Regions from separate parts of the Mus musculus genome. Here region 1 is linked to region 2. The links are chromatin contacts, found by Hi-C or POLR2A ChIA-PET in ENCODE. All regions are on one chromosome and are shown on one strand. The core of a region is the stretch at or near the end of the contact, and the rest is flanking DNA. Distances in the headings are between cores, read along the strand shown. Region 1 holds the start of St6galnac6 (ST6 (alpha-N-acetyl-neuraminyl-2,3-beta-galactosyl-1,3)-N-acetylgalactosaminide alpha-2,6-sialyltransferase 6). Region 2 holds the start of Fpgs (folylpolyglutamyl synthetase).

Region 1 (7,090 bases), core at 2,193-4,692, 87 kb after region 2:
CATAAACTAGGCACGGGAGGAAAGGGCTCAAGTCCCAGCACTCAGAAGGTAGAGGCCGGAGAATCAGGAGTTCTAGGTCATCCTAGGTTACACAGTGAGACCAGCCTGGTATCTACCTGACCTATCACACACAGTTTGTTTTTTTTTTTAAAGTCTAACCATGACAAATTAGAGAGCTGCATATTTCCTTCTGGTTGTTTGCTTTTTGAGATAAGTTTCTCCACTTGGCCCTGGCTGTCCTAAAATACATTATGTAGACTAGGAACGTTCAGAGATCTACCCATCTCAGCCTCCGGGAGTGCTGGGACTCTGTGTACTAGACACCATGCCCGCCTGCCTCACAACCATTTCTTAATCATTCCAGTTCCTGATGCTCCATGCCCTGCTGCCATTGAGAATTCTGTACTGAACTATCCCTGCCAAAGGACTGTGCTGCCCTCCTAGACTCAGGCTATCACAAGCATCTCACACTCTGCCATGAAGCCTGTGGAAAGGTTTGGGGGGTAGGGGGGTCAAACACATAGTAGGTGCTCAGAAAATAGGAACAGCCAGGCAATGGTGGTGCATGCCTTTAATCCCAGCACTTGGGAGGCAGAGGCAGGCGGATTTCTGAGTTCGAGGCCAGCCTGGTCTACAGAGTGAGCTCCAGGACAGCCAGGGCTACACAGAGAAACCCTGTCTCGAAAAAAACAAAACAAAACAAAAAAGCCCAACAAAACAACAACAACAACGGAAGGAAGGAAGAAAGAAAACAGGAACAAATACATGATGGGGATTCAGGTACTCTGATTTTGAACATGGCCATTCCCCCAAGGCCCCTGTTCACTTCCCCATCCCTATCCTGCACGGCACTCCCCAGAACCATTCACAGTCAATGCTTTCCCACTGATACATAAGCCAAGCTTTTGGATATCAAAGAGGACCTTGGGCCCAGAGAGAGGCGAGAGTGCACTCAGTGGCTGAAGCAGAGTTTGAACCCAGACCTCCTGGGTACCCACTCTCCTGTGTGGGCTGGCGTGAAGACGCCAAAGCCTGGGCAGGTTAAAAGAAGTCCGTTTCACAGACGGTTGTGCGAGCAGCTCAAACTGGGGTGAGAAACGAAGGACTTACTTTGTTGCTACTCATCTCTCTCCGGCGTCTGCTGAAGGGTAGAGGCCAGCGTCCGGCAGGTGGCCCGGGGGGCAGGGTTGTGGGGTCACACCTGCAAGCCACCAGAAAGGGTTATGGCCGGAGGCCCTCCCCTGGATGCGGCTGGATCTCAGGTCGCGCCTCTACCCAACAGCTCTCCCAAGTTTAAGGTTCAGGGCTGTTTCTGTTTTGTCCTGGTTCCCACTCATACTTCAAGCAGGGATGGTCCAAAAGTTTCCTAGGTCCTGACACCCTCCTCACAGGCCTTTGAACCCCAGGGCTCAGTGAATTCGGTCATTGGTCAATGTGATCTTGGGGTCAAGGGCAAGCCTTCCTGCCCCGCCCAGCTGTGTGCCTCACTCTATAACCCTCCCTTCCCTCCCACCACTGGGCCTGGCCCTTCTACACTTCCAAGCCCCAACCTGTAAGCAGGCCATAAGAGGGCATCCAGCCCACTTCCTCTGGCAGCTACAGCCCAAAAACGCAAAAAAGGGCTGGCATAGAGAGGAAGAAAACTAGGCTGGATCCTCAAAGGGGATCCCCAGATCAGAGCGCGCGCTCCCCGGGGAGCCTCTCGGCTCCGGTCACTATCTCCGCCCCCTGACCTAGCTGCGGTTTACTCCTACTCCAGGAATAGCTAGAAACCTCCAGGCTAGAGTGCCACACACACCGCTCCTGATTGGCCAGGCCTGGCTCCTCCCATTGCCAAGCACGACCCCACCCCGTGGCAGCTCCCACTACCATCCCCAGGCTTCATGGTTCCCCTGTGCCATCCCAGTATCTTCAGTCAGAGACCCCAGACTTCTGTCTGTCCCCAGCGGGCAGTTCAGGAAACAGGCTTAATGGAAGGGAGGCGTGGCTTGTCCGTGGACTCAAACCGTTAGGTCAGAAGACAGGAGGCCAGAATCCTAGAGTCGCCCCCATTAACCCTGACACCTCCAGCATTCAAAGCTCCCCTGGGTCTGGCCACAGCTCCCAGACAGACCACCGTCTTACTACCCTGTCTTGCGCATGCCCCGTGCTCCAGACACTTGGAGCACTCCAGGTCCCAGGCCCACGCCCCACTTTCCCACCTTTGCCTGAGCAGTGCCCTCAGCCAGGACTACGGTTCCCCCGGTCAGGCCCGTCACGGTCCTGCTCTGAGAACGCCATGGTCAGAACAGCGTATCAGGTGCCAGTGCGAATGTCGGGTCCACACTTACTGGCTGGGGGGCCTCGAGCAAGCCATGTGACCTCTCTGAGCCTCAGTTTCCTCATCTGTGAAATGGGAATAAGAACTGGTAACTCCTGGGGCGACTGGAAAGATGCATGCATTTGTGAAAAGGAGAGCCGAAGGCTTGAAAGTACTATATCAGAAATCCTAAGCCTTCGGGTTACTCCGTTCAATGCCCGCCCCTGCACAAGCCTGTCCCAGAAACAATCCTCCCCCTCTTGACCCCAAGCCGGGGACTTCCCTTATATTACGAAACATGCTCCGGAGCTACGCAAAGCATCGCCTGCCTACACACTTTTCAAGGCAACGCCTGGTAGGTGCTCTTGCTCCCCATTTCACAGATGAGGAGACTGAGGGATCAGAGAGGCAACGCGCCTCGCAGGGAGCAGGAGCAAGCGGGGGAGGGGGGAATCTTGTAGTGTTTGTTTACAGGGCGGAGCCTGAAAGGGTCTCCCGGGAGGGTCCCCTTGTAGCCTGTGCGTGCGCCAGACATCTAGTTCGGCTCGGAGTGGCCAGGCCTGGTGGGGAGCTGCTGACTCCGCTGGGGAGGTGGCAGCCCAGAAGCCTAGACTCAGCTCCAAGGCTGGACCTGCGGAGGCTGAGCTCTGGGCTGAGGGTGAGGGCCGCACCCTGAGCTCGCTCTGGGGCTTCTCCAGGTGACGGGAGCAGGGTACCCCCGAGTGCCTCGTGAGAGGCTCAGCCCCGCTCCCCATCTTCTGCCGCTGCACCCTAGGGTCAAGCATCCTATCCTGACCCCGGCTCTGCAGGGGAGGGGTGCGGGGCCGCGGCAGGGTCGCCCCATCTCCAACACGAGAGGCCCAAAGAATCCCGCTAGATCTCGGGGTGCAGTTAGCAAGCAGAGTGGGTCTCGGGGAGCCCTGGGGCTCCCCCCTTATCAGCGGCTCCCCACTGCCGAGGCGCAAGCACAAGCCCCCTCCCGCTCTGCTGCCCGCCCCCGCGCAGCACCGGCTCACCTCCGCCGGGGAGCGCCCGGCCCCCCGCGGCCCCCGCACCCCGTCACATGGCGCCGGGAGCCGAGAACCGGGGTCCGCGCCGCTCTGGCCGCCCAGGCCCCGCCGCAGCTCCAGCCCGCCGGGTCCTAGCGCCGGCGCTCGCAGTCCCGTTAGGGCCGAGCGAGAGGGCGGAGCCTCAGGCTGCGGATGGCCCCGCCCCAGGGAGGTGCCAGAGAGGAGAGACGCTCTCCCACAGCACCCTCGTGCCCCGCGCCCCATCCCAAATCTCATCCATTTCTCTCTCTCCAAATGGACACCAGGACCTCGGATGGGGAATCCGAAACGCGGAGATCACTGGGTTCGAACTCTGGTTATTAATTACCTGGACTCCCCCTCGTAGAGACCCAGTAACCATCCCCTAGGCAGCTTGGTACTTCATCTCCTTATCTCCGGAAAATGGAGAGAGCAACGTTTGAAAACGTAGCTTTTGATGGGCCTGGTAGCTTAGAGGCCTGCACCCTACTTAGGAGATAGAAGAGGGCGGAAGACTGTTGCAAGTTCAAGGCCAGCCTGATAGACATAGTGAGTACCGGGCCGGCCAGGGGTACATGGAGAGATCTTGGCTCAACTCTCTTCATCCTACCCTCAAATATTCGTTGCACTATTTTATGTGACTAAAAGGAAGCAATCTGGACCCAACCAACTGGATGGCTCAGCAGTTACAAATACTGGCAACTCTTCTAGAGGACCTGGGGTCCACTCCCAGCACAGTCCTAGGAGGATCTGTCGCCCTCTTCTGGCATCCATGGGTACTGCACATATATGTGGTACACAGACATGTGGAAGCAAAACATCCATACACATAAAATAAAATGAAAAATTAAAGAAAAATGCAACCTGAGGGCTAGGGAGATAGTCAATATGTCAGACTCGATGCCGTGTTCTGCTTCTGTCTTTCGAAACAGGGTTTCTTGGTGTAGCCCTGGCTGTCCTGAAACTTGCTCTCTAGACCAAGCTGGCATTGAACTCACAGAGATCCCTCTGCCTCCCCAAGTGGTGGGATTAAAGCCGTGTGCTACCCCCGCCCAGCGACGTCACGTGTTTGTAATCCCCATTCTGGGGGTGGGAAGAACAGGAGACCCCTCCAGCTAGCTTACCCTTTCTGGGCCTCCCAGGTCAAGGAAAGAACATTGGAGGCTGACCTTTGGCCTCCAGACATCCAGGGATGTGCATGTATGGACACAGGGATGTGCATATGTAGCCTGTTAGAAAGCTGGTTACATAAACAAAGACTGCCTACCCATAGTGTTCTAAGAGGCTGGGAACGAGGGTTAACGTGCATGCCTGAGAGGGTGATGGGGAGATTTAGGAAGAGAAAGCATGTTTAAAGAGTTCTGTTTTGTAATTACTTAGGAAAACATCATAGTAAAACTTTCCATTCCCCACCCTAGGTACCTATTAGGTCCTGCAGATGTACACAGTGAAGGTCACAGCTGGACAGTTTGAAACACAAGAGTAGAAATAGTCCAGATATCTACTAACAGGAGAATGGAAAGTTTGTTTGTTTGGTTTGATTTGGTTTTCTTTCTTTCTTTCTTTCTTTCTTTCTTTCTTTCTTTCTTTCTTTCTTTTTTTTCTTCGAGATAGGGTTTCTCTGTGTAGCCCTGGCTGTCCTGGATCTCTCTCTGTAGACCAAGCTGGCCTTGAACTCAGAAATCCGCCTGCCTCTGCCTCCCAAGTGATTGATTTGGTTTTCAAGACAAAGGTTCTTCTGGGTAGCCTTAGCTGTCTTGGGACTCGATTTGTAGACCTGGCTGGCCTTAAACTCAGATCCACCTCTGCTGTGCTGGGATTAAAGGCATTTGTCATCACCACCTGGCAAGGGTTTTTGTTTTTGTTTTTTGTTTGTTTGTTTTTCGAGACAGGGTTTCTCTGTGTAGCCCTGGCTGTTCTGGAACTCACTCTGCAGACCAGGCTAGCCTTGAACTCAGAAATTCACCGGCCTCTGCCTCCCAAGTGCTGGGATTAAAGGTGTGTGCCACCATGCCCGGCTTGTTTTTGTTTTTTTAAGGAATATTTACACTGTGGACTATTACACGGCAGGGGCAATGATAAGCTATAGGAACGCTGGTGAATCTTGGAGACCCAAGGAGTGAAAATAACAAATGTAGCCTGGCAGAGGCACGCCTGTGATCCCAGCACACGGCTAGGGGAGTGGATGTAGTAGAGTCAAGGCTATCTTCTGCTAAATACCAAGTTCAAAGACAGCCAAATGAAATGGAAACCCTGGTTTTCTTCGGCTCCTTTTCCGAGGCCCCGCCTCCCGCTCTCACCCCGCCCCCTCCTTCATCCTGTCCCCTGCTTGTAGATTAGGATGTGGGTCTCAGCTTCTGCTCCAACACCATGCCAGCCGCTATGCTCCCCACCATGATGATAATGGACTAAGCGTCTATAACTATAAACAAACTATAACCCACAATTCAATGCTTTCTTTTCTAAGAGTTGCCTTGGTTGTGGTGTCCCTTCACAGAAATAGAACACTAACTAGGACAAAAACAAACCAAAAAGAAACCTACTTGGCATTGCCAAGGGCAGGAGATAGCCATTGCCCGTATCACTGATTAAAGTTTTAAAAGCACCAGGGAGACCGCACATTACAGTATCCATGCACACTGTGTTCAAGAGGCTCATAGCCTTCATATGTGCTATAACTTACTAAAATAATATAAACACATCAGCCTATCACAAAATTAGAATATCACAATTTAAGGGAGCTGGCTCAGCAGGTAAAAGTGCATGCCACCAAGCCTGACGACCTGGGTTTGATCCCTGGGAGCCACTTGGAGGAAGGAGAGCATTCACCCTTGGAAGTTGTCCTCTGACCTGTGGCATTGTCACCACCTCCCACTAAACAAATGAGCAAACAAACAAATGCAATGTAACAAAAGAAAGATACAAATATAATGTAACAAAAGAAAGGTACAAATACAATGTAACAAAAAGAAAGATACAAAGGAAAAGGGCTTAAATGTTTCTTTTTTTTTTTCCTCTTTTTGGTGTGTGTGTGTGTGTCTGTATAGCCCTGGCTGTCCTGGAACTCACTCTGTAGACCAGAACTCAGAAATCCACCTGCTTCTGCCTCCCAAGTACTGGGATTAAAGGCGTGGGCCACCACTGCCTGGCAGAAGAAAGATTTAAAAGGAGAATTTTTTTGTTCATTATGATAATGTGTGTGTGAATGCCTGGTCTCTGAGACCACCACTGCCCCTTGAAGGGTAATGTGGTAGGCTGGAAGGTTCGCTGTCACTTGGGAGCCACTGTTGGTTCAACCTTCGAGAGTCTGATCTCAAGGAGTTTATTTTAGGACAAGTGTGGAGCCATGGGCTTGTCATCTCAGCTACAGGGGAAACTAGGGCCGGAAATCTCAAGTTCTGGACTTATACAGTCCCCCAAATAAAATGTGAGGTACAGTGGTCCATGGATATAGTCCCAGCACTCAGGAAGGGTGAGGCAGGAGGAACAGCAGTTCAGGGTCAGTCTGGGCTACACAGAGTTGGAGCTCAGGCTGGGCTATATGAGACTCCATCTCAGAACAAGGTGGTCATTTCTGGAATGTTAGGGTCTAGGCTGCTCTTTTTTTTTTCCACTTTGGGATTTATATTTTTCAAAAGTTTTAACAGAATAATTATACAATCATTTTGTTTGTTTGTTTGGTTTGATTTTTTCATTTAGCCCTGGCTGTCCTTGAGCTTACTGGCTCTGTAAACAGGCTAGTCTCAAATTCACAGAGCTCCAC
Region 2 (7,239 bases), core at 207-2,706:
AGGAGTACTTTCAGAGAGCAAATGTCTAGATTTCTCCCCGAACAGTCCTTGCTTATTTAAAATAGAAATCTCTGCTAAATATTTAAGCCCAATGTAGAAAAGCAGGAGAGATTGAAAACCCATTGCTGTTGTCCAGTGCCTTCCACAAATGGAAGTACCTCACCTACAATAAGGTGAGACTACTGTTCCCTCCCCCAGAGGGCCCTCAAATCCACTTTCTACCACGGGGGAGTTTCCAACGCCCCAATAAGATTACACACCTTCCCCTAAAGCCAGCAAATTTACTCCAATTTATTTATTTATTTGTTTGTTTGTTTGTTTGTTTGTTTTCGAGACAGGGTTTCTCTGTACAGCCCTGGCTGTCCTGGAACTCACTCGGTAGACCAGGCTGGCCTCAAACTCAGAAATCTGCCTGCCTCTGCCTCCCGAGTGCTGGGATTAAAGGCGTGCGCCACCACTGCCCAGCCAAAATTTTTTTATCTTTACTTAATATTTTTGCCTGTTTGCATTGTGCTTTTGGAGGCCAGAGTCGGGTCAGATCCCCAGTTTGGAGTCTACAATTGTGAGCCGCAGTGTGGGTCCTAAGACTTGAACCTTGAGACTTAACCACTGAGCCATTTCTCCAAACCTAATTTCATACGGGGCTCCAGGTCCCTGCTGATGAAGCATCCCGGGAGCAACCCGGTCCAACCAAATGGAAGTCTTTCCCACTGTCTCCTTCTTAGCCTGGAAATCCCCCCCCCGAACCCCACAGGCCTCGATAGGGGTGTCATTCTTCCGGGAAGTCTTCCTAGGCTTCTAGAGTGAGTTAAGAGTCTGGAGAGGCCGGGCGTGGTGGCACACGCCTTTAATCCCAGCACTTGGGAGGCAGAGGCAGGCGGATTTCTGAGTTCGAGGCCAGCCTGGTCTACAGAGTGAGCTGCAGTTCAGCCAGGGCTGTACAGAGAAACCCTGTCTCGAAAAACCGAAGGGGAAAAAAAAAAAAAGCCTGGAGAGACGGGGTCATATTCTTGACCGAAAAGGCTGCATCCCCACTGTCTGCGTGAGCCAGGACATTTCGGTGCTGGGAATTGATGACACAGGCATCTGCCAGCCCTGTAATTCTATTCCAGCTCAGAGCTTCTCTGCCAAGGAGTCGGGACTGAGAACTGCTGGCTCGGATTGGCTATTTTTGGATGTACAGCGAAGTCCTTAAGACCTGGCACAGACCTGTGGAGGATAGCGACGAAAAGAGTACAGAGTTCCTTTAAGATGGAGGACCCCCTCCCAGGAACACCCTCTTCCCTCCACCCTCCCCGGCAGAGCGCCCCCTAGAAGCATGGCGAGAGCAGCGCACCTCCGGACCATCTGCCCCTCACAAAGATGGCCGTGATAAGGCGCTGCTTCTCATTGGTCCGGGAAAATCTAGAGACTCGGATTGGTGGGTCTTAGGATGGCGTCAGGGCGGGGCGGGGCGAAGCGGGGCGGCTCCGGCCCAGGCCTAGCTTGCGGTGGCATTAAGACTATGTCGTGGGCGCGGAGCCGACTGTGCTCGACTCTGTCCCTGGCAGCTGTTTCTGCGCGTGGTGCAACGACGGAGGGCGCGGCGCGGCGGGGGATGAGCGCGTGGCCAGCGCCACAGGAGCCGGGCATGGAGTATCAGGTTTCTGACCGTTCCCGCGGGCAAACGGTCCCGTACTGACACGTGGGCAGCACCGGAGCCTTGCTCCGCTCTCCGCCAGCTGCTGGGGGCACCGGAGCATGAAGTTGCGGGGCTCGAGAGGCGGGGACATCCCAGAGCCCAGGGGAGGTGACAGAGACCGGAAAGTTGAGCTCAGGTGGCCCGATGTGGGAATTCTGAGAGCGCGTGTCCGGTGTTGCAGAGGGAATGGGCGCAGGTGACACACCAGAACGTCCAGAATCTGAATTGAGTTTTAGAAGTTCCAATGCAGGGCAATGCAGGATGAAGGGAAGGGAGGAGTTCTGGAGTACAGAGTGGAAGTACCCAGGAGGATCTGGGATTGGGGTCTCCAAGACTCGAAGACTGGAATCTAAGTATTCAGAATTGACCGGCGGGCAGGCAGAAAAAGAGGCAATAAAGAGACCAAGAATCTAGAACAAACTGTAGATTACAAACTGTGCCAGGGTCAGTTGTCAATGACCAGAACTTAATGCTGGCCAGGCAGGTGGCACCGGTTTAGGGCTGTGAGGCTTCCAGCCAAGCCTTGAGGATAAGAGGGCAGGCGACCCAGCTGGTGCCCGAAAGGAACTGCCTAAGCACAGGTTTCTCAGAATGTAGGGTAATTGAAACACACGACTGGATTTATATCCTCAAATGCCTCTCATTTAGGCCTCTCTGTTTATTTTCTGTTTCCACTCCCATCCCCCAAAGCCGTCTCCTGAGGCTGTCTGTACCCACCTGTGGATTCTGGCCCGACAACTCTTGAGTGTACTTTCCCTCCCTCTGTACCTCCTCTTCCAGATCTAATTGCTTACTTACATTGTCTTGTCTTAGGGTTAGAAGGTGGAACTCTCAAATATTCCAAAATTCAAAGTTCCTAGATTTCTAACGTCCTGGCCCCCACTCAGTGGGTGTCCAGTATAGTGGTAGAGAGATTAAGGAAAAAACCTTCCTTCCAGGGTTGGTCTTGTGTGTGAAGGCTGAGGGCATAGAAGCTTGGGGAAGGCAGCCCAGGAAATGAAGGTCCGTTAATCTTGCCAGCTTTACCTGGCACTCCCTGGGTGGGGCTAGCTTGCCCATGGCTCCCATCTTTGCTAGAACTGGAGATATGCCAGGGCTGTCCCACCAAATAGCTGTCGGCAAAGGCAGCGTGGCTGGTATAACGGGCCTGTTGCCCTGGTTTTGCCACTGGTGGGCTGGGTCTCTCTGTCCTTAAGGACCCTCACTGAACTGGGACTATGGTTGCTAGGATGCTGTGCGCACGCTCAACACCCTGCAAACCAATGCCAGCTACCTGGAGCAGGTAAAGCGCCAACGGAGTGACCCCCAGGCGCAGCTGGAGGCTATGGAGATGTACCTGGCACGGAGTGGACTGCAGGTAAGGTTGTACATCCTGCAAGACATCTCGACCCTATCTGCGCGTGCGAGCCCAGTGGCTGAGGCGAGGACCTTTCTGTCTGTTGTAGGTGGAGGACTTGAACCGGCTAAACATTATTCATGTCACTGGGACCAAAGGGAAGGTAAGAGCAATCCAGGAGTCCATGTGGTGGACTGGTGCCCATCCACCTTTTTTTGTTTGTTTTTTTGGTTTTGGTTTTTCGAGACAGGGTTTCTCTGTGTAGCCCTGGCTGTCCTGGAACTCACTCTGTAGACCAGGCTGGCCTCGAACTCAGAAATATGCCTGCCTCTGCCTCCCAAGTGCTGGGATTAAAGGCATGTGCCGCCACTGCTCGGTTCACCTTATTTTTTTAAAGATGTATTTATTTATTGTATGTGTAGGAGTGCACTGTCGCTGTCCTCACACACACCATAAGAGGGCATCAGATCCCATTATAGATGACTATGAGCCACCACGTGGTTGCTGGGAATTGAACTCAGGACCTCCGGGAGAGCAGTCAGTGCTCTTAACTGCTGAGCCATCTCTCCAGCCCCTGCCTGTCCAACTTTATTAATTGATTCTCTACATGCTGCTACCAAAGAGCACCTTAGGGTGTCCTGTTAGGGTCCCGATTGCTGTGCTGAAACACCATGACCAAAAGCAACCTGGGGAGGGAAGGGTTAACTTCACTTGCATTCCATAGAACAGTTTCTCACCCAAAGAAGTCAGGACAAGAACTCAAACAGGGTGGGAACCTGGAGGCAGGAGCTGATACAGAGGCCAGGAGGGATGCCGCATATTGGCTTAGTCATCAGGGCTTTCTCAGCCTGCTTTTTTTTTTTTTTGAGGGGGGGGGGTTTGAGACAGGTTTTTCTCTGTATAGTCCTTGTTGTCCTGGAACTCACTCTGTAGACCAGGCTGGCCTCGAACTCAGAAATCCGCCTGCCTCTGCCTCCCCAGTAGTGGGATTAAAGGCGTGCGCCGCCACCACCACGCCCGGCACCTCATGCTGGAGCTTATGGAGGCTCCCATAAGCTGGATCGCTGAGGTTTCCCCCTCTCGGATGGCCAGCTTTTGCCAAGCTGACATCAGACTGTCATGTCGGGCATGTAGGAAAGAGAGTTTACTTGGCTGTGAGTTCTGGGAGATGTGGTCCCCCATGGCAGGTGATCACATGATCACATTGCATCCTCAGTCAGGAAGGGATTGATGTGTGCTTGTGTGCCTCGGTCAACCCTGTCGAGAAACTCCTCCCCAGGCCTGCCCGGCACGTCTCCCTGGTGATTCTGGGCGACAACCAGCAGTACCCATCATTTCATCCTACCCAATGCTTTCCAGGGCTCCACCTGTGCCTTCACCGAACGGATCCTGCGGAATTACGGCCTGAAGACCGGCTTCTTTAGGTACTGGGCTCTGTGTGAGTGGGTGTGGGTGTCTGTGTCTCAGCTCTAGAAGGCTATGGTGCTAGAGCCAAGGTCAGCCTCTCTGCCTCTCCCCCGGTATTTGTTGATTCAGCAAACATTAAATCCACAGTGCCAGTGTTAGCCCACTAATAGCAGCCATCAGTTTCCATAAGGAATAAATTGGAGGGAGAGAGGCGACCTGTGTCTCAAGGTGTGGCCTAAGTACCTGGCTGGAAGAACCAGGTGACCTTTTATTAATTTAAGTTCCAAATGTAATTTTTGCCCGTTAAATTTTTAAATTATTCTTCTTGCTTTATGTGTGTGTGTATTTTGCTGCATGTATGTGCTAGTATTGGAATTACACAGGGTTCTGAGCCACGTGTGTGTTAGGAATGAAACCCAGGTCTTCTGCAAGAGCATTCAGTGCTCTTCATTGCTGAGCCATCGATCCAGTCCCTGTTTGAGGCAGGTGTCACTCTAGCCCAGGCTGACCTGGAACTCACTTTGTCCCTCAGGCAGGCCTACAACCTGGGCTCTTCCTACCTCAGTCTCCTGCTGGAGTTGCGGGTGTGAGCCACCGCACTGCACAACTTGGTTTTGTCTGCTTTTTTAATGTTTGTTTTGTTTGGGGGGTGGGGTGTCTCTCTATGAAGCTCTGACTGGCCTGGGATTCTATAGATTAGTCTGGCGAAGAATTCACAGTCTAACCTGTCTCTGCTTCTTGATTGCTGAGATTAAAGTTGTGCACCACTTTACCCACCTTTGAGTATGATTTATGTGTGCATGGGCACACAAGCATATGTTTATCTCAGTGTGTGTTTTTCTGTCTTTCCTTCCTTCCTTCTTCCTTTCCCCCTCTCCCTTACCCTCTACCCTCCCTCTCTCCCACTCTCCCTTCCCTCCCCTCCCCCTTTCCCCCTCTTCCTCTCCCCCTCCTCCTCTCCTTCTCCCCTCCCCCTCTCCCCTCGCCCTCTCCCCCCGCCCTCTCCCCCTTCTCCTTCCCCTCCCCTCCCTCTCCTCCTCTCTGCCTCCCCTCTCCCTCCCCTCTTCCTCCTCCTATCCCCATCCCCTCTCCCTCCTCTCTTCCTCCTCCTATCCCCCTCCCCTCCTCCTCCTCCTATCCCCTTCCCCTCCTTCTCCCTCCCCCCTTCCCCTCCCCCTCTCCTCTCTGTCTTCTTCCGAGATTGGGTCTCTCACTGAACCTGGAGTTCCTAGATTCAGCTGGATAACTATGCATTAGCAACCCCAGGGATGCTCCTGTGTCTGCTCCCCAGAAGTGGGGTAATCAATTCACAGCCGCTGGCTGGTTTCTTTTTGCAGCGGTTGGGGTGGGTGAGGATGGAGTGTGAGAATACTGGGGATCTGAACGCAGGCCCTCATATTTGTGTGGCAAGCACTTTACTGACTAAACCATCTCCCAGGCTCTCCAGATCCAGTTTTTAAGCATAGAGATATTTGTTGGCTAAGATGTCTCTGCAGTAAGGAACACAAACCTGACTCATAAAGGTGCAGAGCCAGTTTGGCTATGGCCCCCATGTCAGAGTCTCCACAGGGAGGCAGTAGAGCTCTGCCAGGGATAGCTGTGGTTTCTTCTGGAGCAGCGCCCCCTTGTGGTGACTCACAGACATCAGAAGCCCACAAGATGTGGAGCTGGCTTACTGATGCGAGCCTCTCCTCCCCTGTCACCTTAAACAGAGGACGTTTCAGAGGAGTGCATATGAGTATACTCCTGGGGATTTGTCCCTTGAGGGAGAAGCGTATCCGACATTAGCTTTGTCAGTTCTGTCAGGCCACCTCCATAAGCACCTGAAGCCAGTTGGCTGGGGCCAATTCAGATCAACTGACATGTCAGTTTCCTGGAACTGGTGATTGTTCAAAATAAAGACATGGAAGCTGGGCAGGGCGGTGGTGGCGTACACCTTTCATCCCACCACTCAGTAGGTGAGACAGGCTGTGAGTTCAAGCCTGGTCTACAGAGCGAGTTTCAGGACAGCCAGGGCTACACAGAGAAACCTTAAAAAATGAAACAAGGGCTGCCGAGATGGCTCAGTGGTTAAGAGTGCCAACTGCTCTTCCAAAGGTCCAGAGTTCAAATCTTAGCAACCACATGGTGGCTCACAACCATCCGTAATGAGATCTGATGCCCTCCTCTGGAGTGTCTGAAGACAGCTACAGTGTACTTACATATAATAAATAAATAAATCTAAAAAAAAAAAAACAAAAGAAAAGAAAGGGAGATGACTTGGTGTGAGAGGGTCTTTGAGGACTTAAAATGCAGACATGTCTTAGGAGGCTTGTGTGATTGTGGCCACCGCATCGATAGGACACAGTATATGTGTCATTGACCAAAGAATAATACTTTTGAAGCTTGAAAACATGTAATGACTTTTTCATTACCTTGGGTGTCTTAGTGCGTGTGCATTGCTGTAGCCCACGAGAGAGGTCAGGAGACAAGCTTTAGTGCGTGTGTGTTTGCCCGTGTGCATTGCTGTAGCCCACGTGAGAGGTCAGGAGACAAGCTTTAGTGCGTGTGTGTTTGCCCGTGTGCATTGCTGTAGCCCACGTGAGAGGTCAGGAGACAACCTTTAGGAGAAGTTTCTCCCGTGAGTTCTTAGGATGACCGTAGATCATCAACGTTGGCAGCATGTGCCATGTCGCTGGTCCCTGATAATAAAGCTCTAACCACTGACCTTGGCCTACGCGGCCAGCCAGCCAGCCTACAGATGTGGATGCGGCAGGGGAATGACTCCAGACAGTTCCTTCCTCTGGATTTATTGCTTTGAGACTGAAAGGCGGAC

What was found. A loop is a pair of places that touch in the nucleus more often than their neighbours do. ChIA-PET counts read pairs that join two places held with the same protein, here RNA polymerase II (POLR2A).
Region 1: a map of T-helper 2 cell shows a loop between it and region 2 (2.0-fold over the local background). The contact joins the promoter of St6galnac6 here to the promoter of Fpgs in region 2. A Hi-C loop is called at or near these places in 1 of 37 maps with a recorded cell type or tissue (T-helper 2 cell). POLR2A ChIA-PET finds 5 or more read pairs at or near these places in 2 of 5 experiments (Patski and embryonic stem cell).

Annotation. Positions count from the first base shown.
Region 1 is chr2:32,603,337-32,610,426 of GRCm38, reverse strand. St6galnac6 (ST6 (alpha-N-acetyl-neuraminyl-2,3-beta-galactosyl-1,3)-N-acetylgalactosaminide alpha-2,6-sialyltransferase 6) reads right to left here and starts at 3,442. Exons shown (of 7, transcript NM_016973.3): 1 at 3,316-3,442; 2 at 2,331-2,385; 3 at 1,111-1,201. The coding sequence starts at 2,356. Gm52551 (a long non-coding RNA gene) reads left to right here and starts at 2,526. Exons shown (of 2, transcript XR_003954025.1): 1 at 2,526-2,654.
Region 2 is chr2:32,688,392-32,695,630 of GRCm38, reverse strand. It overlaps Fpgs (folylpolyglutamyl synthetase), which reads left to right and starts at 1,456. Exons shown (of 15, transcript NM_010236.2): 1 at 1,456-1,642; 2 at 2,910-3,038; 3 at 3,127-3,180; 4 at 4,377-4,441. The coding sequence starts at 1,505.